Regions from separate parts of the Homo sapiens genome. Here region 1 is linked to region 2. A link is a loop called in an ENCODE intact Hi-C map of the cell type or tissue named here. Cell type or tissue: heart right ventricle. All regions are shown on one strand. Each heading gives the region's core, and the rest is flanking DNA. Links, peaks and the distances in the headings are about the cores only. Region 1 overlaps FRY (FRY microtubule binding protein). Region 2 overlaps FRY-AS1 (FRY antisense RNA 1).

Evidence for each region. Peaks named below come from ENCODE experiments on the same cell type or tissue, not always from the same donor. Only the 100,000 strongest peaks of a DNase experiment are listed, where the experiment ranks them.
Region 1: a loop joins it to region 2, with 2.5 times the contacts of the local background. A loop is called at or near these places in 20 of 110 quality-filtered maps.

What each region holds. Positions count from the first base shown.
Region 1 is chr13:32,158,489-32,174,266 of GRCh38, forward strand. FRY (FRY microtubule binding protein) reads left to right here. Exons shown (of 61, transcript NM_023037.3): 17 at 2,656-2,763; 18 at 12,524-12,782; 19 at 14,879-15,061. Among named protein-coding and RNA genes, the nearest start is that of FRY, 130 kb to the left of the region's middle. RefSeq lists an enhancer at 6,771-7,970. In heart right ventricle, for the core only: a CTCF peak has its summit at 6,365 (motif pointing right); a DNase peak (open chromatin) is centred at 7,523; H3K27ac peaks cover 7,622 bases.
Region 2 is chr13:32,009,681-32,025,458 of GRCh38, forward strand. FRY-AS1 (FRY antisense RNA 1) reads right to left here. Exons shown (of 4, transcript NR_103839.1): 4 at 14,366-15,778. Among named protein-coding and RNA genes, the nearest start is that of FRY-AS1, 14 kb to the right of the region's middle. RefSeq lists a silencer at 10,111-10,210. In heart right ventricle, for the core only: CTCF peaks have their summits at 10,133 (motif pointing right) and 12,872; DNase peaks (open chromatin) are centred at 10,111 and 12,863; H3K27ac peaks cover 1,744 bases.

The DNA of each region.
Region 1 (15,778 bases), core at 2,847-10,846, 150 kb after region 2:
TAACGTTAAAAATATTATCTACAGTTCTAGTTCTTACCTCACAAATTGCCAGATTATCAATAAACTTTCAACCTCATTTTTCCATACTTCTTGCATATATTAAAGCCATTTTCAATTTATAATGTAGAAGATATAAAAAATGCATTACGCCAGGCATGGTGGCTCACACCTGTAATCCCAGCACTTTGGGAGGCCAAGGCGGTCAGACCACTTGAGGTCAAGAGTTCAAGACCAGCCTGGCCAACATGGCGAAACCCCATCTTTACTAATAATACAAAAATTAGCCGGGCATGGTGGCGTGCACCTGTAATCCCAGCTACTCGGGAGGCTGAGGCAGGAGAATTGCTTGAACCCGGGAGGCAGAGATTGCAGTGAGCCAAGATTGCACCACTGCATTCCAGCCTGGGCGACAGTGAAACTGTTCCAAAAACAAACAAAAAGAAATGCATATAGCTGTTTCCTCAAAAAAAAAAAAAAAAAAAAAAAAAGAGCTTTAAAGGACAACCATATTCGTAATCAATAGGCATCATAAGATAGGTTCAGGACAAAAACATTATATTCAAAATCATAAAAAGGTACATGTTTAAATGTAAACATTTTATTTATGTTTTAATCAATGTTCAAACTTTTTCTAAGGTTCTTCTTTACTTTTTCCTATTCAAACATCTTAAGACCTCCAGATAGGGCTAGAAATATTTTTCGTGCTAGAATTCAAGGCAGATTCCTAAATAACTCATTGCATCATTTCTTAAAAAAAAAAAATAAGGAAGAAGAGAAATGTTAGGGAATCATATAAGCATTTAGGAGAAGAGGGTGGAGGCCCACACAACACTAATGGAACAGTCATTGGAGTTGATATTTGAAGCTGGGCCACCACTTTCCCAGGCCCTACGCAGGGTAAGAACTTGAACATTGAACATTCTGTGTTGCTCAGTCTTTATTCCATATCCCTTTTGTGGTTCATGCTAGTACAAAAAAAGAAAGAAAGGAAGAAAGAAAATAACAAGTAAAGAATAATAAATAATAATTTTAACATCTGTTAATATATTTTCTTAATTATATAATTTTGGGGATTTATATGCTTCCCATAAAAGGCCAGACAGCAAAGACTGCAGTAGTAAGAGGAAATCATGCAGCAATTAGTTTCTAATCTAGGCTTGTTTTATCATCTTGGAAGTCTGGCAGAGTTCGCCCTTACACTTCAGGCCAGGCAAGGTCATCCATTTTCCGACAGATATAAAAATAATCCCAGCTGTTAAAAACATCTGGTGAGCAAACTAGTAGAACTGTTTAAACTACTCACTGTGTTACAAATGAACAATTAGAAGAGATCTCTAGGCTCTAACACTGTACAGCTATTGAGGATATCTGAAAACATTTCTTTCCTTGGCTGATTGGAAAGCCCTGTGCAACTGCTTCCTCTTCTCCAGGGTCCTCAACAGCTCGTGCAAAAGCTCTATGGATGACAAAAGTCATAAGATTATTAAGAAAATAATCTTATGACTGCCCACAAAAGCAGATTATTTTGGAAGACAACATATTATGTGTTTTATTTTTCATATAAACAATTTTTTATTAATTCTTAACAAACTTGTAAAAGCACAATAAAAGGTAATGTCACAGAGCAAAATTGCTGCTTGATTATGATCTTTAGATTACACAGAGGATTGATTCTGCTAGTTGCATTTCTATTCTGACTACAGTTACTGTTCCAAAAAGGAATTATTTTTATGCTATTTTGCATTTTCATTATTGTGCTTGTGTCCTTGGATCACATTAATTTGGTACTGATTCTATATTTATGCTCAGAAGACTAAGTCATCAGACTTTAGATATGCTGTTATATATTATCACTTGGGTCATTTGAAAGATTTTGGTGGGTAGTTTATTCCATAAAGGTTACAGATAAAATAAGTGGTTAAAAATCTAACAGTTACCTATTAAAACAACTAAAAATTGAAATAACACAAAATATATATTTCTCCTTCACATTTTCCAACAGAATGCAGAAGGCATTAATTATCATTAAACATTCATATTCTCAAGAAATTAATTAAAAATAGAGAAGGAAATCTCCATAGAGGTGAGGCCCATCGGTATCACTTTAAAAGTCAGAAATGGGTGCACAACTATATACATTTCAGAATTTTACTTATTTTGAAAGATTTATTTTGGAAGCACTTAAATTTTTAAAAACAGGACAAAGAGCTCTAGGGGAGAAGCATAACTCATCAGGGAGAGAAGCTGCTAGATATCACAATTACAAAAGGCACCATTCCATATATATATACTCCATTTTTAAATGCTGAATGAAATACATTTCTTCATGTGGATGTACTTAGCCATTTCTGTGATTCTGGTATTTTAAATGCAACTGGACTAGACCCAACTAAAGGGCAAATTCAAGGCAAAATACTATTGATATCAGCATTTTTCTTTTCAGATATATACCTCTGTCTTACATTTAAATTACTTAAAGTTTTATTAGAACTGGTCAAGCTACAAAGGGCATAAACATTTGAGAGTAATATGGAGCTAACACCAGGCTGTGACTCAGAAGGCATGGATTCTAGTCTTTGTTCATGCACTTAATTCATTTTGTTTTTATTTTCACAGCTTTTTGACCTATTTTAAAATTTTGTCTTCTAATTCTAGGGGTGAGAGAAAGCCAAAAATAGATCTTTTCAGGACCTGTGTTGCTGCTATTCCTCGACTGCTTCCTGATGGGATGTCAAAACTTGAACTTATTGACTTACTGGCTAGGTAGGTGAGAATATTATTTGGCCAAAATTAATTTCGATCCTTTGTTGTGACTCCTGAAAAAAAAATAGAATGGTAGTTTACAATTAACAAATATTTACCAAATGAGGTACTGGGTATGGGCAGGAAAAAACAAATTTTTAAAAATTATTTTTCCCATATTCAAGGGGTTTAAAATCCAACTTAGAAGCAAATACGTAAGCACGTAAGGTCGCTAACAACCCAAAGCCTGTGTTGTGCAAACTAATGGCACAAAAATATACAATACATGATTCGTGGGTAAGAGATTACTATGGACTGGGGAAGGCAACAAATAACTCCTGAGAGAAGGTGGAACTTGAACTTCCTCTCGAAGGGAAGGTAGAGTTCAGAAAGGTAAAGGCAGAGACATGAGCAAAGGCACAGAGGTAGAACCAGGAAATGAGATGGGTCTGGCCAAAAAAGAGTTCATTCGGAGTCTGATACCCAATCTGAGGCCCACAGACCCCCATGGGGACAAGAATGCAGGTCGTGGATATCCTTAACTAGTTTTAGTATAGTGCTTCAGAAAGCTGCCCCAAATCATATTTATCACCTTCCCAATGCACAATCCAATGAGAACCTAAAATTTATTTTCTTTGAGTGAAATTATCTTATTATAATTTAGTAAGCTTAGTTATCTCATGTTGATCTGGAGCTCCAGTTGACAGTTATGCATGTCTTTAATTTAAAAATCAAAAGTGACATAACCTAACTGCAATTTGGAAAGCAAAATTATTAGACACGTGGGATGTGTGGAATGAGGAAGAACAAAAGTCATTGGTTTGGAGGGAAAAAAGAGAAAATAGTTTACAAACCCAATGATGAAAGGAAATTGAAATAAGACTGAAGAGGTAGATTTTCAGCTAATCTTAAGTACTTGTTGAGGCATTTGGACTGATGAAATTTTAAGCTGGCGAATAAGATGACAAAAAATGTCAATTTAGGCTCTATAATCTGATTATGGTATAATTTTTAAAAAGCCTGGAGAAGGATAACAAATAGTCATGCTGACTGAATGAATGATGCATTACACATAGCCTGGTTTACTCACATCCTCTCACCTTCTGAGAGCACCTTTCCCATCAATATTCAAATAAATAACCCAAACTTCCACCCCACATGGCTGCACATAATCTGGTGGCCTCCTGAGGCTCTGAGTGTCCCTGTGGAGCCCCGCACCTCCTGGTTATTGTGGTCATGGTCCTCTCTTACGTGGGCAGCCAGCTTGGGTCCCTCTGTTGATTACCTCTTGCTATCTAGTAATAGCTTTTAGAAACTACTGCCCTTTCCCATTCTTTAATTTGCATTTGGACACAGCCACTCCCTTCCTCCTTCCTGACACCACTAGCACAAGAACAGTGCTGAATGTGAAGGTTTCCTGAAGGTCTGTTACCTTCAAAACCATGATTTCAAGCCGTTGTGCTCTCTAACCACAGCCTTCCACCTTCTGGCTGCCAATGTCACCCAGCCCTGTAGTCTCTTTCTGCTGTCATCAGCAGCCTTCCAGCCGTGGATCCTTCTTCCTTCCAGTCCACACTTAGGGTGTAACTTTTGAGACCTAGCAACCACAATATGAGTGAAGAGTACATTCCCTGGAAGCAGGAAAGCAGAGAGAAATGGGAAAAAATAATCCTGGATCAAAAAGGGCTTTCCAGTTCAGGGCAAGGGGAAGACCTGTGGAGGAACAAAGAGTGGGTTTCCAAAGAATAATGAACACGATGATTTAGGGGCTGGGGGAAGCTGAGGGAAAGAGAGACTAAGACTGTAAGGGTCATCCATGCTAATATTGAGTCACCCGGGATGAGGGCAGAGACTGAGAATAAAGAAAAGCTGTGAGACAAGGGCTAGAGCTACTGAAAACATAAAGGAGAGCCTGTCAGTTTGCTGTGGACAGCATTGGAGAGGGTGGCATGACCAGGAGACGTGTATTTCCCCAGAGCACAGGTGGCTGAGCGAAAAGCCCCTCTCCAAGGCCTCATGACTGTCTGGACAAAGACGGCCACCATCTAACAGACATGGAGGAAGCAGGACACGAGAATGGGAAGAAAACAATCCTCTAAAAGCCTGAACTTCATTTCCTTCATTCCTTTGCCATTTTACTACCTGCATGATCCGGACAAATTATTTAACCCTCAAGCCTATCCTTTTCCCATGGTAAAATTTTGGTGAAATTGGAATGAGACTGCCTACCTCAGGACTGTTGCGAGGGCTAGATGACAAGACATGTGGTTAGAGAGAGGAGGCGTCTGCAGGGAAAAAGTTTTCAGTTAAATTGAAGTAGAAGGAAAGTTCACTTTATTCAATAGAAGTCTAATTGGTGATTATATACACTGAGGCCTTTGAAGTACCAAGTTTTTTGAATGGCATGCAGTGTTCTCTTTCTGGTAAAGTCTCTAATGCTATTTTGCTATAAGTCTGAGTGGGAGGCTCCTACCTCTGGAATCACCTTGACAGCCCAATCCAGTGACGCCCAAACCCCCAGACCATGGTGCCAGGCGTGTTGGGAGGGAATTCTGTCAGATGTGGTTGGAATGCTAGTGCTATTTATAGTGCGTCCTGTTTATTATAAGTTACATTCTTACCAAGCCCAAAGCAATGGATGCTGTTTTTTGTTTTTTCTTTTTTCTTTTTTTTCTGAGGGAACAGAACAAATAAATATTCCTGAGAGTCTAAGTCTTAGGGAGAAATCAAGGAAATGACTGGACTTATATGGGAAACCCATGAAGGGACCTTTTTAATAAGCTTCAAAAGAAGCCAGAGGCTGTTCTCCTCAGGGGGAAGGATAACTAGAGTAAGCGACCTGCACATAGAGTCCTATTAACCTGTGAGAAAATGACCCTCTTCAGATCTCCTTGAGAGGGTCAGAGGACAAAAGTGAAGTAATTCAATAGCAATAAATGTGGGTTTCAAGTGCCACACAAGAAGTCTTCAGTTACTTTATACCCCCACAGTCCAGTTGCCTTCGGATTCAATTGACCTGAGATAATATATGGTCTAGTCAGAGAGGAGTGAGACCTGTTATTTCTGACACTTCACAGTCTCATCCGTGGTACACTTTTTATTTAAAACCTTGTTTTTTTTCATAATTGGTAAAATAAGGGCAGTGTTCATGCAGGTTGTCCATCCCTCCCAGCTCAGTTCCCTGTAAGGAGTTTCAACTGTGTGTCCCACACAGCTGCTCCCAGGCCCTTCCTGCACTTTGAGTAATGGCTGAATACCACAGACACTTACACCTCAGACACATATTAGTATGTTGCACATGACAACAGTGTATACAACGAAGCTGGAAAACTGCCTTCTTCAAGCTACTAGATTTTTGACTTTACATGTATTGCTCAGCCAGCTCATAATATGGCCAAGTGTGAGAACCTTTCCATGTGGCTCCATGGAAGCTTCACAGGCCCTCCTGACATTGTGGTGAGATCCATGGGGGTGCTTCCTTCCCATTCTCTGCAGAGCCTGGCCTGCTCAGCTGTCTGGATCCCTGAGGATTCTCCAGATAGAAAGGGCAGCTGTCTCCCCTTGGCAGCCGCCATCTTTTTCTCTCGTTCTCCTCTCCTAGATAGTTCCTGCTCTGTCATTTGACCACAAGAGGGAGCTTTCACTAGGAGTCCACAGGCTCCTTTCCTTGTCACTTCCTGCAGTGCTTTGCATGCACCAAGGGCTTGCTGTTGAGTATTCACCCTCCTCTTTCAAAGCTCTCAGCAAATGTTAGTTTATTATTTTTAGATATCTTCACATTCAAAGAACATACACCGTGCTATACAATGCATTTCATATACATTATGTTAGGTAAGCTGGGCACATGTTCATTCTTATTTTTAGATAAGGACATTGAATTTCAGAAGGGTAAATCTGATTGCCCAAATTTATAGAATTTTCCAAATGTCATTGGTTTTATGCAAAATAATAAACACGTTTTATGTGGTGTTTCCTTATTATTTGTAGAAACTTCTAAGATAATGCATACACAGATTCCACAGTCTTCTAGGGTATCTAAAAATCATTAAACATTTATTCTGCTTTCCCTTTTCCACATATGCCTGTGTTGTGGAAAGTGGTTAGTTGTTTGGAGTAGCTGAAAGAGAACTTGTCTCAATTGTATATATTGCCTCAATAATTCACTTAGTCATATTTCTGTATTTTAATTGAGATATAGTTCGAACCACTGTAGATAGATGGGGGTTCATTCTTTAATAGCCTCCAAGGAGAAATTTCCACCCCTTCTGGTGAACTACCCTGGTGGTGAACAGTCCACCTCTCTCAAGCTCCTTCTTTTGGAAATCCTTGTCTGCTGGGCTTCACTTTCAGTGTTTCTTCCTCCACGGCCCTTGTTGACATTGTGGGGCACTTCTTTCTAATAAGCTTTTGCTTATCTTGCCTAGTTCAAAGGAGGATGTTTCTCCTAATTTATCTTTTCTTCTGGATATGGTTTGTGAATTTGAAATCACCCCTTTTCTTTCATGTATCTCTGTACAAGAACATTATTAAAAGCTACTAAGCTGATTCCATCAGAATCTGAAGCTTACCTTACACAAGTGTTTTCCATTAAAAGTCATATTTCTGATCTGACCAACAAAGAAGGCAGCTTTGTCCAAGTTCTATTTCCTCATTTTATGACATGTCCTGACTTGTTCAGTAGCACCCTTGTCTGAGCAGCACGTGCCCTTGTGATCACACCACTCACTTGTTCTCCATCACCGCAGACAGGGCCCAGGACCATTGGCAGTGGCACACGTGGCCTGTGCAGAATACAGCTATGCATTCGCTTTCTGACGTGAGCAGTGAGAATCATGCCAGGCCTGCTTAGTGCTCCTGATCCCAGCTGCCTGGGAGGGGCAGCTGCAACTGGTATTGGCAACACTGGTTTCTTTTATTTTAGGCTTCTGAGAGCCAAATCAGCTTTTCAGAAATTTAGCCTTAGTTCCCCAAGCTAGCCAGACATCTTCTCAAGTTGCTTTCTCTTAAAGTCTTTCTGTTCCCTCTTAATTGTTGCCACCAAACTCTCTCAAAGGACAGTTTTTAAAATTATAACTGCGTCTGTTTAATTTGCAGCTGAGACCTGTTCTTTCTTTCCTGGTCTAGTTTCTCTATGAAGATGGCCCAGCTGGGGGAACTGCTGTCCCCCACCCTCATCCTTGCTAGAGAAGGAGATCTAATAGGATTTGTAAATCTGTAGGCCAGCTCTACGCTACTTTCCTGAGTAGTCAGAATGGCTGGACATCTTTCTCATTTAACTCCAAGGCTTCCTTTCCCTTTTAGATAGCTATTTTTTTCCCGCTTTATAATGTAAAATCCCATGTGTTTCACAAGATCTTGATTATCTGGTCAAAATCTAACAAAAGTAAAAATGAGGAAGAACTGAGTGGAAGAGATGGCAACTGTATCTGACAGGCAGCCCTCTGCTTATATGCTTCGAGGGACAGACACAGGGAGGGAGCTTTGTCCTCTTCACAGCTTCTTCCCCTTACCCCTCACCTACTACCCACAGACTCGTCTTGATAGGTGATTTCCATTCAGTCTCAGTTCTGTGGCAGCTGGGCCTTTTTCTTCTACAAACATTCCACTTTTATAACCAGCTGAGCCTTCTATCCCAGAAGCCCTTTCCCCTCCCTGGTCTTCTTCCTCCAGGAATATTTTTGAGCCTTTCAGTGGTAGAGCATGTAAACACTGTCATTTTAAGAGACATGGCCACCAAGAATAGCAAGGACTACACTGCCCTGGGGCTCCAAGAGTCCTGAAAATGATCCTGCATTGTGGGTTTGAAGTTAAAACAGATTCTAGATTGCAAATTGTGCGTGAGAGCAAAGTTAGATGACGAGTAGAATCAATCTCATTTGGAAAGCTGAAAGTATTGGCCCTTACTTAAAGGCTTCATGAAAATAGACCATGACATGGCTTTCGTCCTTGGTGCTTGTCTGGTTTCATGATTATATTGGTTTGCTAGGGCTGCTGTAACAAAGTGTCACAAAATGAGTGGCCTAAACACCAAAAATTTATTCTCTCACACTTCTGGAGGCTAGAGGTCCAAGATCAAGGTGTCAGCAGGGTTGTGTCCTGCTCAAGACTATGAGAGAGAATCTGCTCCAAGCCTCTCACATGGCTTCTGGTAGTTTGCTGGCACTCTGGCATCCCTTGGCTTGTAGAAGCATCACCCTGATGTCTGCCTTTATCTTCATATGGCATTATCCACGTGTGTTGTCTGTCTACAAAAGTGCCCTTCTTATAAGGACACCAGTCATATTGGATTAGGGGCCCACAACCTCTCCTTAATTTAGCTAATTACATCTGCAATGACCTCATTTCCAAATAAGGTCACATTCTGAGGTACTGGGAGTTAGGACTTAAACATATGAATTTTGTGGGAGACACAAAATTATGAACACTGTCATTACTATCAGTTAACATTTATGTAGTGTCTGCAATTCCTGGTTACTAAACTATTACCTGTCCTAAAAACGGTGGCTTGTTATCTGTGGAAGCTTATTTTCTAAGACCTTCAGGTCCATAGACAGGTATAAATATAGTAAATTAGAATAATAAACATAAGATGGGGAAATGACTTCAAGTGCTTTTCATAAACTAGTGTTTTCAAACCATGGACTGCAGAGATGACTCAGCTGCTTGGCGAGTGAAGGAGTGTTTTCTCCCCAGATGGGTGGGCTTCAGGCCTTTTACCCCAGCTTTAACCAGAGTGGCTCAGGCTTTATGTATCTATATATTGCAGTTTGTATTAGAGTTCTCCAGAGAGAAACAGAAACAATAAGATGTATATAGAGAGAAAGAGATTTATTGTAAGGAATTGGCTCATGTAGTTATGGAGACTGGCAGGTCCAAAACCTTCATGGGGGGCCAGCAAGCTGGAGATGCAGGAGAGCCAGTGCTGCCATTCTTGTCTGAAGGCCGGCATGCTAGAGATTCAGAAGAGCCAAGTTTCCAGTTTGAATCCAAACACAGTCTGCTGTAGAACCAGGAAGAACCAGTGTTGCAGATGAAGTCTAAAGGCTGTTGAATTCTCTCTTGCTCAGGGGAGTCCAATCTTTTGTTCTAGTCAGTCCTGCAGCTGGTCAAATGAGGCCCACCCACATGAGGGAGGGAAAACTGCTTTCCTCAAAGTCCACTGATTTAAATGTTAATCTCATCCACAAACATCCAGAATAATGTCAGTCAAATATCTGGGCACTGAGGCCCAGCCAAGTTGACACATAAAATTCACCACCACAGAGCTCTATATAAACTTTTGTTGGAAAAAAAGATAGATATGCTGCTGAATGAAATATAAAGAAAGTTTGAAAACTTCTGTTTTAGACAATTCTAGATTGGAAGCCCAGGTTAAAGCCTTCTCATTCTTCTTTCAGCAACTACTGAAGAACTGTAGATTTAATTGTATAAGACGTCCCTGAAAAATTAGCTTAGATCTTCCTTCTCAGTGTCTGTGTAGAACTTTACATGCTTTTGAGACAGTAAATATATTCCCTGGCTCAGTGTAAATCTGTGAACTAAAGAGCTTTTTACCTGATTTATATTGTCAAACTGGACCAATTGGTGTACTTTATGCTTTATAAAATAAGACAAGAGTTTGCTTATCTTATCAAACTTTTGAAATACTATCTGAGAGTGATAACTGGGGTGACTTGTGTCAGGCTTGTTTTGTGAGAAGTATTTTGGATTAAAGATTAGAAGTCCTAAATTGAATTCCTGGCTCTTCCCTTTGTTAACTTTGAGCAAATTCCTTAACCACTCTGGGCGACAATGTTGTCTTGTATTTGTTGGTGATAATATCTGTCCTGGGTATGGGAGCCCCCATTGACTCTGCCATGTTCCGCCACTGAACACCTCCAGGCTACTGAGTTCTAAATATCTTTGGCCTCTGTCTGCCCTTGCCCCACCACACTTCTATGCTTTGGGTCAGGCCCTCACCACTTGTTGCTTAAGTCATTGCAGTGACCTCTTAGATGGTCTGTGCCTTGTTTCTTCTCCAAGACATTCTCCCTATTCCTGCCTGACTCTCTTTTCTCAAGCGTGAATCTAATCATGTTTCTTTCCCTATAACTTTCAGGATACAATTCATTTTCTTCTAATAATAGCTAACGTTACTGAGTGCTTACTCTGTGCTCTGTGAAGTGCTAAATATTGCACATGGATCATTCAGTGACCCTCACGACAGGTTTATGGAATGCAGTTACAGTTAGTATCCCCATTTTACCAATCTGAGGCTTAGAGATTAAGTGACTAGCCTGAAGTCACGTAGCTAATAAGTGACAGAGGCAAGACCCTGATCCAGGCATTCTGACTCCAGAGTACACACTCTGAATCCCTTCCCTGCTGTGTTGTCTCCCTGAGTGGCCCAAAGACCCTTCAGTTGAGCTGCCTCTGCTTCCTCTCCAGCACTGTCTCACACCTCACTCTTGCAGGCACCTCACCCAATAGACACAGCCACACCGAACTCCATATCCTAAGTGCTGTACATAGGGCATGTGATGACTGAATCTTAGGAGGGTCTCTCTTAAAAGCCTTTGCTTATTAAATAAATGAATGAATATGTAAAGCAGTATGTTAGCAGTAATCCATCCTACCAATGTCAAGATTTAATATTATTGTGTTGTTCTAGATTAAACCACAGATACACTAGAATTCTGTTAACTTACTCAAAATGTCTCAACCTTGGCACTATTGACATTTTGGGCCAGAAAATTCTTTGTCACAGGGACCTGTCCTGTAGGGTGTCTTAGGATTCTGGGGTGTTGAGCAGCATCCCTAGCTTCTACCCACTAGAGAAATGCCTGTACCACACCCCAAGGTGCACAGCCAGAAATGTGTCCAGACATTGCCAGATATCCCAAGGAGCAAAACCGATTTAGGACCACAGGCCTGACTCTGATTGTTCATTTATACTGAGCTTCTGGATGAGTCCTTTAGCTTCTCCAGTACTCAGGTTCCTCATCCTTAAGAATAGGATTCGATACTAATTTATTATTCTGTAGCCAGTGATGTATTAAAAAGTGTTCATATACAGTACAGCTAAATGCAGTGTGGTATCTTGGATTGCATTCTGAAACAGAAAAAGGACATCATTGGAAAACCGGTGAAATCTGAGTAAAGTAGTTAATAGCTTCATCTCAATATTAAGTTCTTAGTTTTGATCAGTGTACCGTAGTTATATAAGATGTTAACATTAGGGGAGGCCCGAAGAACGCTATATCGGAAAACTCTGTATTATCTTTGCAGCACTTCAGTAATTCTAAAATTAGAAGTTTGTTTTGTTTTGTTTTGTTTTGTTTTTCTGAGATGGAGTTTAACTCTGTTGCCCAGGCTAGAGTGCAGTGGCACGATCTTGGCTCACTGCAACCTCAGCCTCCCAGGTTCATGCCATTCTCCTACCTCAGCCTCCCAAGTACCTGGGACTACAGGCATGTGCCACCACACCTGGCTAATTTTTGTATTTTTAGTAGAGACGGGGTTTCACCGTGTTAGCCAAGCTGTCCTCGAACTCCTGAACTCGGGCAATCCACCTGCCTCAGCCTCCCAAAGTGCTGGGATTACAGGCGTGAGCCACCATGCCTGGCCAAATTAGAAGTTTTTTAAAGGTATTTATGTAAGTCATTTACTAAGCAAAAAATAAGGGAGACCCATTTTCAGACTCAAGTAGAAGAGATATACATTAATATCTATTAATCCTTGTTAGCTCTAGAAGACCAGTTAATAAAGTAAATGATTTTATTTTCCTTTATTCGTTTCACAGGCTCTCTATTCATATGGATGATGAATTGCGACATATTGCACAAAATTCTCTTCAGGGTTTACTTGTTGACTTCTCAGATTGGAGGGAAGATGTACTATTTGGCTTTACCAACTTCCTGCTCCGGGAAGTAAATGATATGCATCACACACTCCTTGATTCGTCCCTGAAGTTGCTGCTGCAGCTGCTCACCCAGTGGAAACTAGTCATCCAGACACAAGGAAAAGTCTATGAACAAGCCAACAAAATCAGAAATTCAGAGGTGATTTTCACACCTTACCCATGAATTTATATTCTTTTTTTTTTTTTTTTTTTTTTTTTTTGAGACAGTCTTACTCTGTTGCCCAGGCTGGAGTGCAGTGGCGCGATCTTGACTCACTGCAACCTCCACCTCCTGGTTCAAGTGATTTTCATGCCTCAGCCTCCCGAGTAGCTGGGATTACAGGTGCACAACATCACACCTGGCTAATTTTTGTAGTTTTAGCAGAGATTGGGGTTTTGCCGTCTTGGCCAGGCTGGTCTCGAACTCCCAACCTCAAGTGATCCTCCCGTCTCAGCCTCCCAGAGTAGTGGGATTACAGGTGTGAGCCACCATGCCCGGCTGAATTTATATTCTTTTATTCATATATGTGAATGAGTGGCAGTCTAGAACCTTTAGAATTCTTACTTCCAGCCACCTAAGAACTTCCTCCCTGGTGGTGGGCCTTAGTTCTTCCACTGGCATAAATTGTGACCAAGAAACTCAGAGCATGATATTCCACATCAGGTTAGACTTGTGAACATTCACAAGGCTATTTAGGGAATAGAAATTGGTTTTTTCAGAGAAGTATGATTGCAAATCTATTTGTAAGAACAAATGACTACAGGCCAGGGACTTAGAGCTGGATGTGGGTGTGGATGTGGATGTAGGTGTGGATGTAGATGCAGATGTAGATGTGGATGTGGATATGGGTGTGGATGTGGATGTAGATAGGATGTGGATGTGGATATACATGTGGATGTGATATGGATGTGGATATAGATAAGGATGTAGATGTGGATATGGATGTGGATGTAGGTGTGGGTGTGGATGTAGATAGGATATGGATGTGGATATAAATGGATGTGATGGATGTGGATGTAGATGTGGATATAGATGTGGATGTGGATATTGATGTGGACGTGGATGTGGGTGTGGGTGTGGATGTAGATATGGATTTGGATGTAAATGTGGATGTGATAGGGATGTGGATAGGGTTGTGGATGTAGATGTGGATATTGATGTGGATGTAGATGTGGATATGGATGTGAATATTGATGTGGATGTGGGTTTAGGTGCAGGTGTGGATGTAGATATGGATGTACATATTGATATGGATATGGATGTGGATATAGGTATATAAAAGTCAGCTGTCCACTAGTTATTTTTAGCCAGAAACATATGGGCTGCTTTGTTCAATATCCACGGAGAGGACAGTGCAGTCTTGTGGTTTCTTTATCCTTTCATGTCTCAGTCCTAAATGGTTAAGGTAGTGATAACATTTTGCAGAGCGCATTGAGGAGGAGTGTTGTCAGAGGAGAACCAGGGTGGTGGGAACTTGGCATTGGCAATGAGCAGATGGAGAAAGGGGTCTGGCTGGAGAAGAGTGTAACTGAGAGTCTAAAGACTGTGGAGGCTCATGGCAGTATAGTAGCATCTGGGGAACAGCTGGGATTCCTTAGAGGCTAACCCCAGAGATGACATTCAGCTCCTTCTCCCTTCCCTGTGTTGTAGACATGCCAACACGATAGGTAGAAAAGCAAGGGTTATATATGCTTGTAAGGGGAAAACAAAAATGAAGGTGGAAACTTCCCTGTTGACTGGCTTGCTTTTACTTTAGATTCACTTGGTTGGGGATTGGGAACTTTCAGAATCCATCACAGAGCTGTGCAAAACCTAGATTAGAATCTAACAAACAAGTAAGCAAGGAGAAATAGAAAGTAAATGTTTGAAAATTCGATTCAATAGTATCCAAAAGTCTATGGAGAATTTAAATAACAACTTTGGCCACTTTGATTGTATATACAGTGTAATACCAAGTGGTATACATGAAAGGAGTTGTGTTTTTATCAACATTAATAGCCTTTGAAGAGTTATTTTTCATCAGAAGTAACAGATGGTTGATGGTATTCCGCAGCAGCAATTGATCTGAAAGACAGAAGGGGATCTAGGATATTTCATGAATAATAATAAATTCATAGACATGTCTGGTTCTAAACCATGGTCATTTATTTTAATATTTACAAGGTCAAATGTGCAAAAAATATGTAAAACATGAGTGTATTCTTCTTCCTTTGTTATTTCGCTGAATACAGAATGTTGTTCTTATTGCATAACAGCTCATCGCAAATGGCTCCAGTCACAGAATTCAGTCGGAACGAGGTCCCCACTGCAGTGTACTCCACGCTGTAGAAGGTTTTGCTCTGGTTTTACTCTGCAGTTTCCAGGTGGCCACACGCAAACTGTCCGTTTTAATACTCAAGGAAATTCGAGCGTTGTTTATTGCCCTGGGGCAGCCTGAGGTATGGATTAGTCTTCTGAATTTTTCCATTTCTTACTTTCAACTCTTCTGAAATTTAGATTAAAAACTACAAATGATGCATTACTATTTCAGGTACTTTTATGTTACATGTAGTGTTTCATTCATTGTTAGGTTTTAAACTATTGTAATAACATTCTTGATCTACTAGATGTAAGTCATATTTTCTAAAAGCAATAGAAAAGACAAATCCCAGTTCTCCAGGGACATTACTTTGCTAAGAAGTGAAGAATTTTAAGATTAATTTAGGCTATGAATCATTTCCTTCACAGTGTTCAGCACATATCTAATTAAGAAGATATTATTACTTTATATTAGAGAATAAACTTGAAAAATCATATATCTCATTTGAAATGATCAAGGTACCAAAGAGTTTGGCAAATTGAAAGATGTTTAATCTTGATGATGGTAGAAAATGGCATCACAAAAAACACGTCCTCTTGAAATGGGAGAAGGAAGCCAGTTATTAAGCATGATCAATGCCTGCTAACACCCCACATTTGGCTAAATGCCATACACCTTGTTCAGAGAAAACACTTATTGCTATCTTGCAAGCTGGCATGGGTGGCCAAACCAAATGCATAATTTGATGAAAGAGGGACCAGCTTTTCATGTCATATATTTCTTTAGAAAATTACCACTTTCTGTTTTCTTCTTTTAAAAATAACTACTTTGGTTTTGTAACACTTGACATAGTCAC
Region 2 (15,778 bases), core at 5,143-13,142:
CAGTTTGCCTTTTACTATTGATCACTTCTTTCCGGAATTATAAACATGTTTGATTTATTATAATCTATTTCATAGCCAAGTTTCCAAATCTAGTTGTCAACCAATGTTAATAGTTTCTTTGGTTCTATTTAGAGTGACAATAAATATTTTGGAGGCACAACTAATATGAACAAAGGTACTGCAAATGTAGACATATGTTGGGTTGCAGAAGTTGCCATAATAGACCCATATGTAGTATCGCTCTTGGCACATGGCAGAATTTTAGCAAGTTGAAAATAAAGTTTGCAGGAGCAGGCAAATGTTAAACATCTGCCAAAGTGAATTATGAAACAGAAATTGTATTTACCAAAAACGTTTGTGCTCTTTAATTACCTGAACATTGTAATCCTCAGTATTTCAGAGCTATGTGAAAAACCTAAAATCTTAACATTAACATTGGAACTCATCTTCTTCATTGGAGTGGAAGTTGGAGGGTGTCCTGTCTTTCTTACTCTTTCGTATTCAAGGACAGGCCTATTTTTTTTTTAAACTGCTGTGAGGTCGTCTGGTGATTTTTTTTTTTTTTTTAACTGAATTGCTGTGACAAAGTATACAGCTCATCTGCTGGCTCAGGGTCTCTGCCAAAAGAACCTTTGGAATAACAACAGCAGAATTCATGAGATTCCTGTGAGTTTCATTCTGTTCTTTGAATGCTGGCTTATTGAAAGATATATGGGCAGCCACAGGCACAGCTAGAATTAGGCACAGCCAGAATTCACCATCTGCCACTGCTCTCGGGAGTATAGGAAGATGATGATAATTTTTAAGATTATTAATTATTCATCTTAGACATTTATTAAGACTCCACAGTCTTCAGCTCTTGGAGCTCATGCTGTAAATTAAACAGACCTAAGAAATAGAAATGGAACCAGAAGAAACATCTATCTCCTTTAAAAAAATAAATAAATAAACTGAAATGGGTTGGCTTTAAGAAAACAATATATGTAGTCAATTTTACTTAAAATTTATTTTTTCTCAGGTGTTAGAAGGTACAATGGATGGATAACACATTAAGCTTGGGAAAATGCAAAATATAAGTGTATGGCCCTGATAACTTTGATAGAATCTTTAGATGAGAACAAATTTAGACCTTTTCTCTGAGGTCTGTGAACATGTTCTATGAACATGTAGACCTTTTCTGTGAGGAATACCTATATTTGATTCATAAGTAAAAGTAAAACCAGATTAAGAAAATTTCAACATTGAAAAAGGACCTTGAAGTAGCCTAACCATGTGCCCTGTGCATGCAGCTTCTCAATAACATCCTCATGGCAGATGTGTTCAGCTTCTGCTTAAATACCTCCCATGACAGGAAAATCATTACTTCCAGAGGAAATTGATCCACTCAACATATTTACCGAACACCTGTTTACTGTGTCTGATCTGGTAGAGCTTACACCTACCCAGAAGAGTCAGACAGTAAACAATACATTCAATAAATAAGTAAATTATATATCAAGTTCATTCCATTTTCAGATGTGTTATTTTGTTAGAAAGCTTTTCCTTATATTTCCTTACACATAATGATTGTTTAGGTGTTTGAAGAAAGTATTTGTTGCCCTCTCGAGTCACCTGGTTTTCAATGTACGCTCCTGGTTGGTGAAACAGTTGTTCCTATGTATTAGTTTGCTAGGGCCACCATAACAAGGTACCGCAGGCTGTTTGGCTAAACAACACACATTTGTTTTCTCACATTTCTGAAGGCTAGAAGTCCCAGATCAAGGTGCTGGCAGGGTTGGTTCTTTCTGAGGCCTCTCTCCTTGCCTTATAGATTGCCGTCTTCTCCCTGTGTCCTCCCATGCTCTTTGTATGTGTGTGATAATCTTCTTTCCTTTGTTTGTTTGTTTGTTTGTTTGAGACTGAGTCTTGCGCTGTCACCCAGGCTGGAGTGGAGTGGTGCAATCTTGGCTCACTACAGCCTCCTCCTCCTAGGTTCAAGCCATTCTCCTGCCTCAGCCTCCCAAATAGCTGGGATTACAGGGACCCATGAGTTTCACCATGTTGGCCAGGCTGGTCTCGAACTCCTGACCTCAGTTGATCCACCTGCTTCAGCCTCCCAAAGTGCTGGGATTTACAGGAGTGAGCCACCACACCTGGCCGCTAATCATCTTAAAAGGACACTAGTCATATTGGATTGGGTCCACCCTAATGACCTTGTTTTATCTTAGTTGTTACTTTAAAAGCCCTGTCTCCAAATACAGTCACATTCTGAGTACAGAGGGTTAGGACTTCAACATATGGATTTGGGGGGCACAAGTCAGCCCCTAACACATAACCCTTGTCTTTTGGAACCCACAGAAGTGGGAGGATAATTCCATGAATATAACCAGGCAAGATGGTCCCATCCCATGTTCTAGACATCTAGTTTACCTTTGATAGTCCCAGCATGGTTGACTGATGTTGAGCTTGCAGTCTATGAGAAATCCCAAGTCTCTACACAGCTTGTTTTTTTAGGCTTGTCTTCTCCTATCCTTTGCATAATTTATTCTTTTATCTAGTCACACTGGGGATACAGCAGGGAACCAAGTAGACATTGTCCCTGTCTCTTGGAACTTAACATACATTAGTGAAGGCTGTCAGTGAACAAATGAGCAAACAAATATATAATTACAAATTGTAAGATGTACTATAAAGTGAATGAACAGATAAATAGTAGAAGAGACATCCTACTCTTGATAGTTTTTTTTTTTTGGTGGGGTATGCATTTTGGCATTTACCCTGAAATAAAACATTATTTTTAATATATCTGGCCTATTATTCCACCCTACCCCAACCATTTATAGAAGAGATCCTGGCTGTTATTTGTTATTTTTAGTGCCCTCATCCTTCACTTTATTCCTAAATGTGATAAATATGACACCTCTGGCTTTATCCCAGTCATCAATAAAAATACCTAACGGGACAGAACAGTACCATTGTTGTCCTAGAGCTAACAGTAATATCCATTAGCTACACATAGATAAAGATCTAGCCAGCATATATAAAGTGAGACTCTTATTGGAAATATTAACAAGATTAATGCTGCCCACTGCTAAGTTTTCTATTTCACCAGCTGAGTCTTAAATGTTCCTCTGGCTGTACCACATTGATCACAAAAGGCCTTTCAAGTTGTCTGCCTGATGATTTTTAAAAGGTCAAATTCATTTAAAGTATTTCACTCATAATGTGGGGAAATAGAAGTTGTTCTCAATCTAACCAGAAAGAACGTCACTTACAAACCAGAATGCCTACGTTTTGCAGGGCCGAGGATCCAAGGTGATGTTCATCAGCTCCTTTCACATGGATCTAACCTGCCCATGTAGGCCCACTCCAATCACCTGGAAAGTGTGAGTCCAAGGCCAGAACCTACCCAGGCCAGTTCTGTGATGCCCTCTTTCTCCTTACCTTGGGCATCCTTGGCTTTAATGGCCAATTCTGTACTTGCTGCCCTGGCTCTACTGGTCTCCCACATAGACAGTTCCCACGTTTGTGTTTGGCCATCGAACGCAGTGTTTGGGTAAGAGGCACTCCAGATCTCTCAGCTGCCAGTCCACTGAGCTGATTCTCTTTTTAGTTGGAGTAGGGAGAGTTTAATCAAATTTAGAGAACTGGGGATTGGAATCATCCAGCAGGCACATCACCCTTGGTCATCACAGGGTTACCCATCCAGAGCAGTGGAGAAAATGAAATGTTTTCAGAGGCAGTCAAACTTGACCTTTAATTTAGCATGGACCATAGCTTGTCAAGGTTCATCAGCAGAGCGGTACTGTTGTAAGCATTTGCTAATGTAGACATTATTTGACGTTAATTTACTTGCTAATTTGACACATTTTTGTATAACACAGAATAAGTTAAATCGCAACAAAATTTATTTATTTATTTATTTATTTATTTATTTATTGAATATTCCTTAAACACCTATCACATGCTAGGCATTGTTCTGGGTGCTAAAATTACAGCTGTGAATAAAATAGACACAGCTCCTTCCCTCGCAGATCTTATATTCTGGTGGGGGAGGGCGGGAGACTAAGACCATGTAAATATGTATTATTCAGAGAGTGAAATATGCTTTGAATAAAATATAGAAACAGAAGAAAGTCACAGTGACAGGGGAAGGAAATTTCGCCTTATATTGGGTGGTCAGGGAACATCTTATTGATAGGCAGAGCCTGAAGAAAGAGAAAGAGCAAACCATATGGATACCTGGAGAGAGGAAGTTTGGGCAGAAGGAAGAGCAAATGCAAAGGCCCTGGGCTGGGTCTTCTCAAGGAAAAGCAAGGAGGCCGCTGTGGCTGGTGTGGGGCTGGCGCTTATTCTACACTGCTGCCTTTCAGAAAGTGTAACAAAGAACCAGATGGCTCTTTGCTAGACTTGCCCTATTTTGTTGTGGTTGTTAACTAAAAATACATGGGAAAAGGGTGTTTTTTATACTGCTAAGGTTGCATTCTTGATTGGCTAAGGAGTTAACCCCAGGATGTGTGTGTGTGTGTGTGTGTGTGTGTGTGTGTGTGTGTGTGTGTGTGAATGATATATATACATACCTATACACACACACGTTTGTTTAATGAAATGGGAGAGAAGTTGAGACATACCTTTTTGTGCTTCAATGTGAGCCTGTGAGAGTTAGTAGTTTAGCTGATACAAAACCCCTTTGTAATCTATTATGCAGCCTGTTATTAGCAATCAGTCCTACAAGTGCTATTATTTTCATCCTCCAAGTAAAGCATAGGAGTTGGGTAAGGGTCAGAGTAGTTTGAAATTTGGATAAGAACTCAAATTCTTTACTGACTTCCCTCACACCTACATCTAACTTCTGCAGGAGCTATCCCATTAGTTGTGAATGATTTAATAAGCAAAACCTGGGGTGAGTTTACCTCCTGAGGCCAGTTCAGTTTTTAGACATAGTTGGCTTGCCCTGAGCTCTTCTTGGCCTATTTCTGGGCATTATGCATCCTGAGAAATATCGGGATTTTTTTTCTGTTACAAAGCGAACACTTCTCATGCTTCCAAGTGTTTACATGTATCAGGCCCTAAGTGGTGGCCCTATCAGGAGCAGAGTGTGCAGGCGATGTTGTGCAGGGTGGGCATGGCTCAGCCTGTGCTGTCTGTGTGGTTCCAATGGTTCCAATATCCCAGCGGGGCTGTGCCTGTCCACCAGCCTGCTGGTTACCACAGCAGATAACATAGTAGACTCAGGGTTTAAGAAGAACCACCACCCAGAGCAAATGAATAAAACTGTAACTGCTTCATGGCTAGACTCTCTGAAGAAATGCCTCTGATATAACCTCAGTTGGTCCTCAGAAGAAAGTTTGCAAAAACAAGAACAATGTCTGAACTCATTCCTTGACCATAACCATCAAATTTAAATGCCACAGTTTCTCCATGTGGGAAATTCAAAGACATTGTGGACCTTTGCATGATGTGAAGGTGTGTTAATGAGATAGCTAGCTCCTTTTTGGAAAAGAAAACCTCAGAGTAAGACATAAAGTCTTTCTTGGCTGCAGCTGTTCTTTCATGAATGATCAGCTAGGTAAGCATGTTCCAGTAAAATTAAGCCTCACCATTGACAAGTGTTTGGAGGGCATTGTAAGATTCATGGATACATCCTGCGTCTGCCTTGTTGTTTTCTACGGGTTGAACATACGGCATTTAAGGAAATTTTGTGGTTAGTAACAGAAGATTTCAAAATTAATCTCTAGAATTTATATCTCTTAGATTAGATATTTTAATAAAAACACAATATTCCATACTGTCATGTGATTGCTAGCCTTTGGTTTGTATGAAAGAATTGTTTCACTCTTTCTGTAGATTTCTACAAAAAATCACTTGGCAGATACATACCAAAAGAATATTGTATTTTATATATTTAATATATTGAAAGGGATGCTGTCATACCCAATGCTTCTGAGCTCACCCACAAAAATAAACCTCATGTTTATACTTAACTTTATTTATTCAGCTAGCATGTTTTATAATCTGTTATGTACCAGGCACTATGCTAGAGGCTGGTAATTCAGAAATGAGAGACTCAGCCTTCCACTTCCATCAAGGGGCTTACAGTTTAGTGGGGAGACAGAGAAGTAAACTACAAACACAAGATCAGGTAACAAGTACTACTGTGGCCCAAAGCAAGGGTATTTCACTTTGCCTGGGGAAGTCAGTCAGAGCTTCTCAGAAGAATGGGTAAGGGTTAGAGCTGGAATTAAGAGGAAGGAAAAGCAGAATGTATAGTGCAGGACCTAACAGTAGTTCACAGCCTGGTGTTTTGGCAGACTTGCAGACAGTTCCCTATAGCTGAAGCACAGGGTTGCATGAAGTTAGAGAGGTGGAAAGGGGTCTTGTATGGCAACCAAGGGTTGGGCTTTATCTCAAAAGGGATTGAGAAATGTTGTAACAATCTGGCAGGAGTCATGAGGACTGAGCCAATAGGAAGGCTATTGCATTGATCCAAGTGAAGTATTACAAATACCTTAAGTAATAGAATGATGGTAGGAAAGAGGATGAGAAAACAGATACAAGCAATTTTTAAGAGGTAGATTCAACAGGGCTTGCTGAGTCTTTGAATCTGGGAGATGAGAAGGAAGAAAAGTCTTGAATTTCTAACTTGAGTGACTTAGAAAATGATGATGTCATTCAGGCAATAAAGGAGAAAGTAAGAACTGGGGAAGGAAAGTGGTTAGCTCAGATGAAGCCATGTTGAATTTCAGGTACCTGAGGAGTATCCGGATTGAGGTGGACAGTAAGATGTGAAGAGGTAACATATGGATGTGAACTTCCATGGAGAGGTCTGAGGTGTAAAAGTAATTTGGGAAACGTCAGACAATAGGTGAAGCTGTGGGTTCAGATGATTCATCCTAGGCAATATTTATATATAAGAAGGAAAGGGGCTGAATATGGAGTTCTGAGTTATTCTTGCCATTGCAGGAAGGGATAGAGAAGGAGCCCCTAATGCAAAGAGACCAAATAGTCACAGAGGTAGGAGGACAGAGGAGACATATGTCACAGTAGCCAAGTAAAGTGAACGTCTCAAAAAAGAAGACTTGACCAGTAATGCCAAATGCTGTCAAGAGGCCAAGTAGGGTGAGGACTGGAAAGTTCCATAGGGCTTAGGCATTGGTAGTTATGACACACTCATTCCCAATGTGCTGGAATGGCAGTAAGTTGGAATGAAGGGGATTAGGAGGGAGAGACAGAGAAGTTTCTAAGAAACTTGGCTGTGCGAAGTAAAAGCGAAATAACTAAACATGAGGAAAGAGCTGTCTGCTGCTGGTTGCCGCTGAATCTGTCAAGCTGATTTCTCCCAACCTGAGTGAACAAGAGCAGCAAGGAATGCCCTGCCCCGCATAACATGTGCTGTGTTTATTGTGTCCCCCTTGTGTCCTAGAACATAGGAGTAAGATGGTGACCAAAATAAACATAGAATGTACCTAGTGAAATTGATAGTCCAAACAGGGAGAAAGCATATTGAAAACTAGCTGCACAATAAATGCATAATTTGTGATAAAGTATTTGTGTCAATAAGAAATGTCAACTGTGGCTCCAGATTTAGACCACGGAGTTAAGGGAAAGCTTCTCTGAGGAAGCAATACTTAGATGGATGAAGGGCAAATAGAATTTAGCCAAGGGAAGAGAGGAGGGCCTCTAGGCAGGTGGAACAGCAATGCTGAGCCCTGAGGTGCAGGAGTCCTGGGTAGCAGGGAAGGTGCAAGATGAGACTGAAGAGTTAGGCAGGAACCAACAATGCCACACCTGGAAAACCAGGAAAGTGTAAGGTCACGGAAGCAAGAAAAAGAGAGTTGCAAGAAGAAGGGTGTGGAGCTATATCAAACGCTACGGAGATGCCGTTTCAGTTAAGGGCTGAGAAGAGCCCACTGGCTAAGTGGAAGCTGTTGGTCACCTTAGTGGAAGTGTGGCCAAGGAGTCAGCCTGAAGTGGGCTGAAGGGGGAAGAGGAGTGGAAAGAGGAACTGAAGGCTGCGTATAAAGGCAGCTGTGTTGAGACATTAAGCGATGATTGGGAAGTCAGGAAGGTAGGCTAGGAATTTGTATTAGTCTATTCTCTCATTGCTGTAAAGAAATATCTGAGACTGGGTAATTTATAGAGAAAAGAAGTTTGACTCATGGTTCTGTGGGCTATACAGGAAGCATAGTGGCTTCTGCTTTTGGGGACCTCTCAGGAAGCTTCCAATCATGCCAGAAGGAAAAGGGGAGCAGGCACCTTAACATGGCAGGAGCAAGAGAGAGTGAGGGGGTAGGTGTTGCACACTTTTAAACCACCAGATCTCATGAGAACTCACCATCATGAGGACAGTACCAAGAGAGATGATGCTAAGCCTTTCATGAGATATCTACCCCATGATCCAATCACCTCCCACCAGGCTCCACCTTCAACAACGGGGATTACAATTCAACGTGAGATTTGCTGGGGACACAAATCCAAACCATATCAGAATTGGAAGGAAATGTGGGATAAGATAAGGGTTTTTGTTTTGTTTCTGTTTGCTTGTAAGACAAGAGGTATTGGCTATGTTTTCATAAAGGCAAGAAAGATTTTATAGAAAGGGAAAGGTTAAGATGCCAGAGACCCATAGGAGTGACAATCTTGGGCAGGAGGCAGAAACAGGGTCAGGAGAGGGGACAAAGGTGGCTTTGTGGATTTGATGGCAGAAAAATGGGACTTCCTATCCGGTGCCATGTAGGAGGCAGGGTCGTCCCTGAGAACGAGATGGGAGGAGGGAAGCAGGAAGGCTGTGGAGTGCACAGGGCAGAAATGACTGTTGCAGTGAGGGATGCTTGCTGGGCCCAGGAAGGCCTGGTGGGGAGGTCTGCTTCCCTGACCTGCCTGTGGGGTTTTCCACTCACCACCTCCCCGTTGACCCTGCCAGTGTTCTTAGAAGGGTGTAAGAATGTTGTTTTGATTTTGTTCCCGTGTTTTTCCAAAGTCAAATTGTACCACGTTATAGAATTTCCTACAAATCCTGAATATTCTGACGTGGGAGCAAGTGCTTTCTGCTCTGGTAATTTTACGCTATTTGATTTCAAATTAGTTTCGTGATTTGTTTCCTCCCATGTTTACCCTTTGAGTTGCTTATTCCCTTTGGCTTCATCATTTGAAAAACTCATGATTTGGTGTCCGTCTTTTCTGGTTTTTTTTTTTTGCAACCACGTCTCACAGTTTAGAGCCTTCCATTTCATTTTATGGAACATGTTGTAAAGTTGGAATCTTTCATGCAAGCCCACTTGCAAAAATATCCAAATATTTTTGCCTTATGTATTTCTTGGTATTCTCTCTTTCTCTCTCTCTCTGTATTTCTTGGTATTCTCTCTCTCTCTCTCTCTGTGTGTGTGTGTGTGTGTGTGTGTGTGTGTGTGTGTGTCTGTGTCTGTCTGTCTGTCTCTGTCACTTTCAGGTAGCATTCGTGGCAATAACGAGAATGTCTGCTGGACCCTTTACCTCTCTCTTCCCTCCCCTCTATATACCTGGTGCTCACCAGGTCCCTGCTGCTGTTTTGTCGCTTGACTTTGTATCATATTGAGTTTCTGTCCTGGGTTCTCTGCTTGTACTCTGTCTTCTCCTTTTCATAATCACTCCAGGTCCCTGCCACTTTTTTTCTGGACACCCAGAGTCTTTTTCTTTCTTCCAGTGACAGTCAGAAGTTGGGGGAGCCCCCTTGGATGCATATTGTTGGAGGTTCCTAAGTTCATACCAAGTATCTTTAGAAATCAGGAAGGATGAGGAACAGAACTAACATTTTATGAGCATCTACTGGTATTGGATGCATTTCTTATGCTACCTTATATTAACCTTTACCATAACCTTGTGGTAGGGAGTATTGTTTTGATTTCATAGACAGATAAGTCAATCCCAGAAAGATTCCATAACTTGAGAAATATATCAGGGCCAGGACTAAAACTGTCCTTGTTTCCTGCCTGAAGCTCAGGGTGACTGACGGTTATCATTGTCAATGTCTAGACACGAAATATTCATCCCAGTTAGGCATGGGCCTAGGTGTTACCTCAGATCTTGAACTCACGCTGTGATATGAAAGTGGTCTCCTAGCAGTCAGGCATCTTGAGTCCTGGAGTCCAGACAGAAGGTGCCTCTACCACTAGGTGGGGATGTAGCAGCACCACAAATGAGTACACTACAAATGGAAAGACCCTCTAGAACAAAGGCGTTCAAACTTAAAAAATAAGAATAATTTATTGCAGTGAAACAACATATAATTAACCATTTTAAGGTGACTCTTCTGTGACATTTTGTACATTCGTGGTGTTACACAACCACCACTTCTATCTAGTTCCAGCACATTTCCATCACTCCAAAGTAAAAACCCCTTCACCATTAAGCAGATTCTCCCAGTTCTTCACTCCCCGTAGCCCCTGGCAACAGCTGATCTGCATTCTGTCTCTATGGATTTACCTATTCTGGATATTTCTTATAAATAGAATCATACCATATGTGACCTTTTTGTATCCAGCCTTCTTCAATTAGCATAACATTTTGGGGGTTCATCCATGTTGTAGCATGTTCCCAAACTTCATTCCTTTTTACGGATTAATAATATTCCATTACATATATATGCCACCTTTCGTTTATTCATTGATCCATTGATAGACATTGAAGACTTTGAGCTATTACGCATAGTGCTGCTATGAACATGCATGTACATATACTTGTTTGATAACTTGTTTTCATTTCTTTGGGGCATGTGTACACAGTGAAATTACAGGGTCGTATGCTAATTCTATGTTTAACTCTTTGAGGAACCATCAGATTCTTTCCATAGTAGTTAAACCGTTTTGCATTCTCACTAGCAGAGTATGAAGATTTCAAACTTTTTAAAACCATGACTCGCAATATAAAGTACATTTTACATTGCAACCCAGTATTTAACCGTGTGTATGTATACATACAAATATAACAGAGGTTTCATGAAACAGTACTCAACCTGACTGTGAATGATGCCCTCTAATGTATTCCCTCCTATTCTATGTCATTAGGAAAGTGTCTTGGTTTGACCCACCAAATTAACTCCACAACTCAAAGTTAATTTGCTATCAGTTGAAGTCACAGATATTTTCATCATCACTACAGTTGCTTTAGGCATATTGAAATATTATTTATGATCATTCTTTTATTTAAAATTTCTTATAATTATTACGCCTCTGGATAATGTTATTTAAAGCACCATTTGAAGAAGCAGGTATATACGATACCACAATTTTGTGTTTTTTTAAATAGTTGAATAACTATGTTTCAAAATAATTGCTTTCTTTGTCACCCTGTGTCTTCCACATTTTATTCATGTAAACACATTATTCTGAGAAGGAACTCATGGGCTTCGCCAGACTGCCAAAAGGGCTCATGGCACAAAAATACTTAGGAACATGCTAGACTACACTGTCCAATAAGGGAGCCATTAGCCACTTGTAGCTATTGTGTACAATATTGTGTACAATGGCTGCAAGATGGATGTGGCTAGTCCAAATGCAGATGTGCTGTCAAATACCCACTGGATTCCAACTATTTGGTACAAAAAATATTAAATGTCTCACTAATATTTTTTATATTCATTAATTATTGAAATGATTTTTGGCATATTGGGTTAAACAAAACAGATTATTAAAATTAATTTCACCTGCTTGTTGGTTATTTTAATGTAGCTACTTAAAAATTGAACACTGCGTGTGTGGTTCGCATTGCATTTCTGTTGGACATCACTGGCTTAGCACCAGATCGGAGTTCCAATCTTGTTGTTATCACAGGACCAGTAGTAATCACTGTTACTGTTACTGTCATTACTCTGCTGCGGGACCTACCCTGATAAATTTCAGTTTCCTCCTCTGGAAGTGTAGATATAAAGCCAAAGGAGAGCATATTGCTGTGCTTATTCTGTATTCAGCCTTTTTCCTAATACATTTCTCACTATTGGAATTGTCTAGTCATCTCATCTTTCATCCAGAAGTCTGGTGAAGGCCCATGTCCATGTCCCTTCCCTTATGCTTCTGCTACCCCTTGTTGTAATGAACACAAAATATAAATTATATATGGGAAAATCATATACCAAGGTAAGGATATAAGAATTCATAGACAAATAAATATTTAAAAATAATTTTAAAGGATAAGAAAAAGGGGAAACTCCCTTGAGGAGCAAAGAAGGTGGAAAATAAGGCTTGTGGTAGGGTGGAGTAGTAATTTGACCACAGTTGCCACCCATCCTGTATTTATCCAAAGGCCAGAGTGGCATTTGGATAAGACTCAGGCAAACCACCAGCACATTCCTGGAGTTGATGAATGGCCACTTAAACAGCAGGACACCCCTGGCATGTCCCTAAACCCAAAACTAAAAGTCCAGCAGGCTATTACAATGAGGGAAGGTGCCAGCATGTGTCTTTAAGGGCGATGGGCTGAGCAGGGACCACTCACCCTCTTATTTGTCTGATTCTTACACTGATGGGAGCCCTGAGAATCTAACATTAGCATCCTGGGAATACAAAGCCCTTTCATCTACATAATCTCCTTTAAGATCATGAAACAACCTTATGTAAAGGGCAGAATCATGTGTACCTTATAAATGAGAAAGAAATAGGTCAAACACATAAGTGGATCACTGAGGCCATTACTGGGTGGAGCAGGGTTTATCTGACCATGAGCTTGAGTTTCTCCACAGCTAACACTGAGGGTCAGAATCATGACCCTCCACTTCTGTTTCCTTGGGCTTCTCAGAGTGATCTCACCCCTGTGGACGGTCTGCAAAGATCATTACTCTTGACCTCACTTCTGCCTCCTAAGCTGAGCCGTGCAGTTGGAGTCGCTCTTCCCACTAGCCTGCTAAGCTGCTGCCTTCCATCATTCAGACAGTTTCTGACAGCCCCACCCTCCTACACAAAGCCCTGCCTGTCTGGTCAAAGGAGGGTGGTGATTTCCCACCCTTTCTAAAAACACGCCTTGTAAGACTTTCTCTGTCCTCTAAAATATACTTGCTCCTTCAGAGTCACATTTTCTACTACTGTACGGTTAAACATCGTCTGTGGGAGGAAAGGTGATGTATGGGTTTTTCTGCTCCACTGTTGTCGGGCTTAGACCACCATCTTCTAAAAGGCAGAAACCTGGGGTCTGTACCAGACAGCTCCATGAACAGATGGTCATTTTGAAGTCTTTGAAGGTGAAATCTGTGATGCTCAGTGAGGTATACACTTCTTTTTAAAGTGGTAGTTCCAAATGAAGTGATGCTGTAACATATCCTTAATTCCTTAGACCACTGTCCTTAATCTCAGTTGTAATAACCTGGCGTGTGACTATTGTTTATTCCTGGTTTACAAGAATTGTCTAGTTATATAGTTTCTATTGCTTTTCCTCTAAGCTGAACAAAGCACTTTGATACTACTTCATTAATTTCACAGTAGACAGCTTGATCGTTTTTATATTGATTTATCGCTTTCTAATCCCCAATTATTTTTTGGTCCTATGTCAGCTTCTCCTGCCAGTAGACAGTGTGTGTTTTCATGGATACTCTTGACATGAGCTTTATTAGAACATAACCAAGAAGGTGAATCTGTTGCCAAAAAATTAAATAATGTTTGCCAAAGAGTTACACAGAATAATTTATTACCCAGTGTTCTGCTTTTCCTATGCAATGGTTCCTCCCAGTGGTATAGAAAACCAAAGATTGGCTTGCCCTAAGAGATGAGGCAGTTTGGGGATGGGAAATAGTGTTCTTCTTTTAGTAGATAAATAACATGTCCAAGGTTATAGGATCGGGATCAAAATAAAAAGCAGAATCATGAGTTTCCTGATTCCCAGCCCTTCAACCTTTGCTAATAGGTAACTATAAACATGGTCATACCTAGAAAGAAAAAATTTTAGCACCTAGAAGGAAAAAAACGTAAAATTTAAGTAGCATGCGCTAAAAAACTATCCAAAATTTCTAGTTTTCCTCAATTTCATTGATTTGAAAATTATAGGTTTTAATAATTATGTACATTAAATGGTATCTTAAGGAAAAGTTGATCTTTCCCTTATTACTTAAACCCTACTATTTATTTTTGTGTATCAGATTGGTAACATTGGTGGGAATATTCACTCTAGCCATAAAAGGTATTTAATTTTTATCACCAAATAATAGGAGTATCACCCAATAACTTTAATACAACTATGAGAATGCTCTATTTTTTTGTTTTGCTAGATTATCATTCATACAGGGAAGAACCAGCATTTTCTTAGTTCTCCTGTAGATGGCGAATCTAAAGGGTGATGACGACTGATATAAATATAATTGTTTTTTATACTGTTAAGCATTATGTATCTGCATTTTTGGTAAATAATAATATGCAAAGTTAATGCCTTTTTTTTTTTTTTTGGAGATGGAGTCTCGCTGTGTCACCCAGGCTGGAGTGCAGTGGCAGGATCTCGGCCTACCACAACCTCCACCTCCCGGGTTCAAGCAATTTTCACGCCTCAGCCTTCCGAGTAGCTGGGATTACAGGTGCCCGCCACCACACCCAGCTAAATTTTGTATTTTTAGTAGAGATGGGGTTTCACCATGTTGGTCAGGCTGGTCTTGAACTCCTGACCTCAGGTGATCCACCCACCTCGGCCTCCCAAAGTGCTGGGATTACAGGCGTGAGCCACCGTGCCCAGCCGCAAATGCCATTTTTTGCTTCTTCAGAAGGGACTTAATATTTTATAATTATGTATTAATAGTTGGCTCCTATTGTGGCCATTTATATTTGACCTGTTTGTATCTGAACGTAAATAATTTCTCAGGTTGCTGGTGATATTCAAAAATAGGATAATAAAGTTATCATTAGTGTTGTATGCTTTCATGCTAAGGGGCATGAGGTAAATGCTGTCATGTTTTCTCTTTGCATACATGTCTTTAAATACATTAAATACTAAGTGTGCTATGACCTTATTCTGCAGAAATTGAAGTCGAATCTTTATGTGTACAAAATATGTATGAACCACAACATCTCCTGGTTTTGACTACAGGTTAATGATATCCAAATATGCAGACACTACTTTGAGAGGTTGATGAGAAGACTAAATTAGGTAAATTTTGAGATGATACTAACCTAACCGGAACCTCTAATCAAATGGAAGTTTACCCTGGGCACCAAATGTTATATGACTTAATATTACTAAAATGTTAAGTAATAGTGTTTGTATGTGCATGTGTTTAGACTTTCTTTACCTTTCCGAAACTTCCAGCCTTGTGGGCAGGTCTACCTTACCTTGGTAGCCAGCAGAGGGGGTTGGGGGTAGGGATCTCTCTATGATGACAGGTTCTCTCTCTCCTCTTTCCTTCTCTTCTCTTTTTCTAACCTGACTATGGAGTTAAGGAGGCATTTTGTGCTGCATATTCTGGGTTCATTTCTCACTACAGATTTGCTACATAACAGTTGTCATCTGCCTAGGCACTCATGTAATCCTCATAACAGATTTGTGTGACAAGGCACTAGTTTACAGACGAGGAAAATGAGGCCATGAGATGCTCAACAACTTTGCCAACAATACAGCTTTTATATGATGGAGCATGGTCTGGTCTACAATGTCACTCCCCTTCTAATTAATATCCTTTGAATATTTGTTCTTTTTTTTTTTTTTTTTTTTTTGAGACAGAGTTATGCTCTTGTCGTCCAGGCTGAAGTGCAATGGCACCATCTCAACAACCTCTGCCTCCCAGGCTCAAGCGATTCTCCTGCCTCAGCCTCCTAGCTGAGATTACTGGCACCCACCACCACGCCCAGCTAATTTT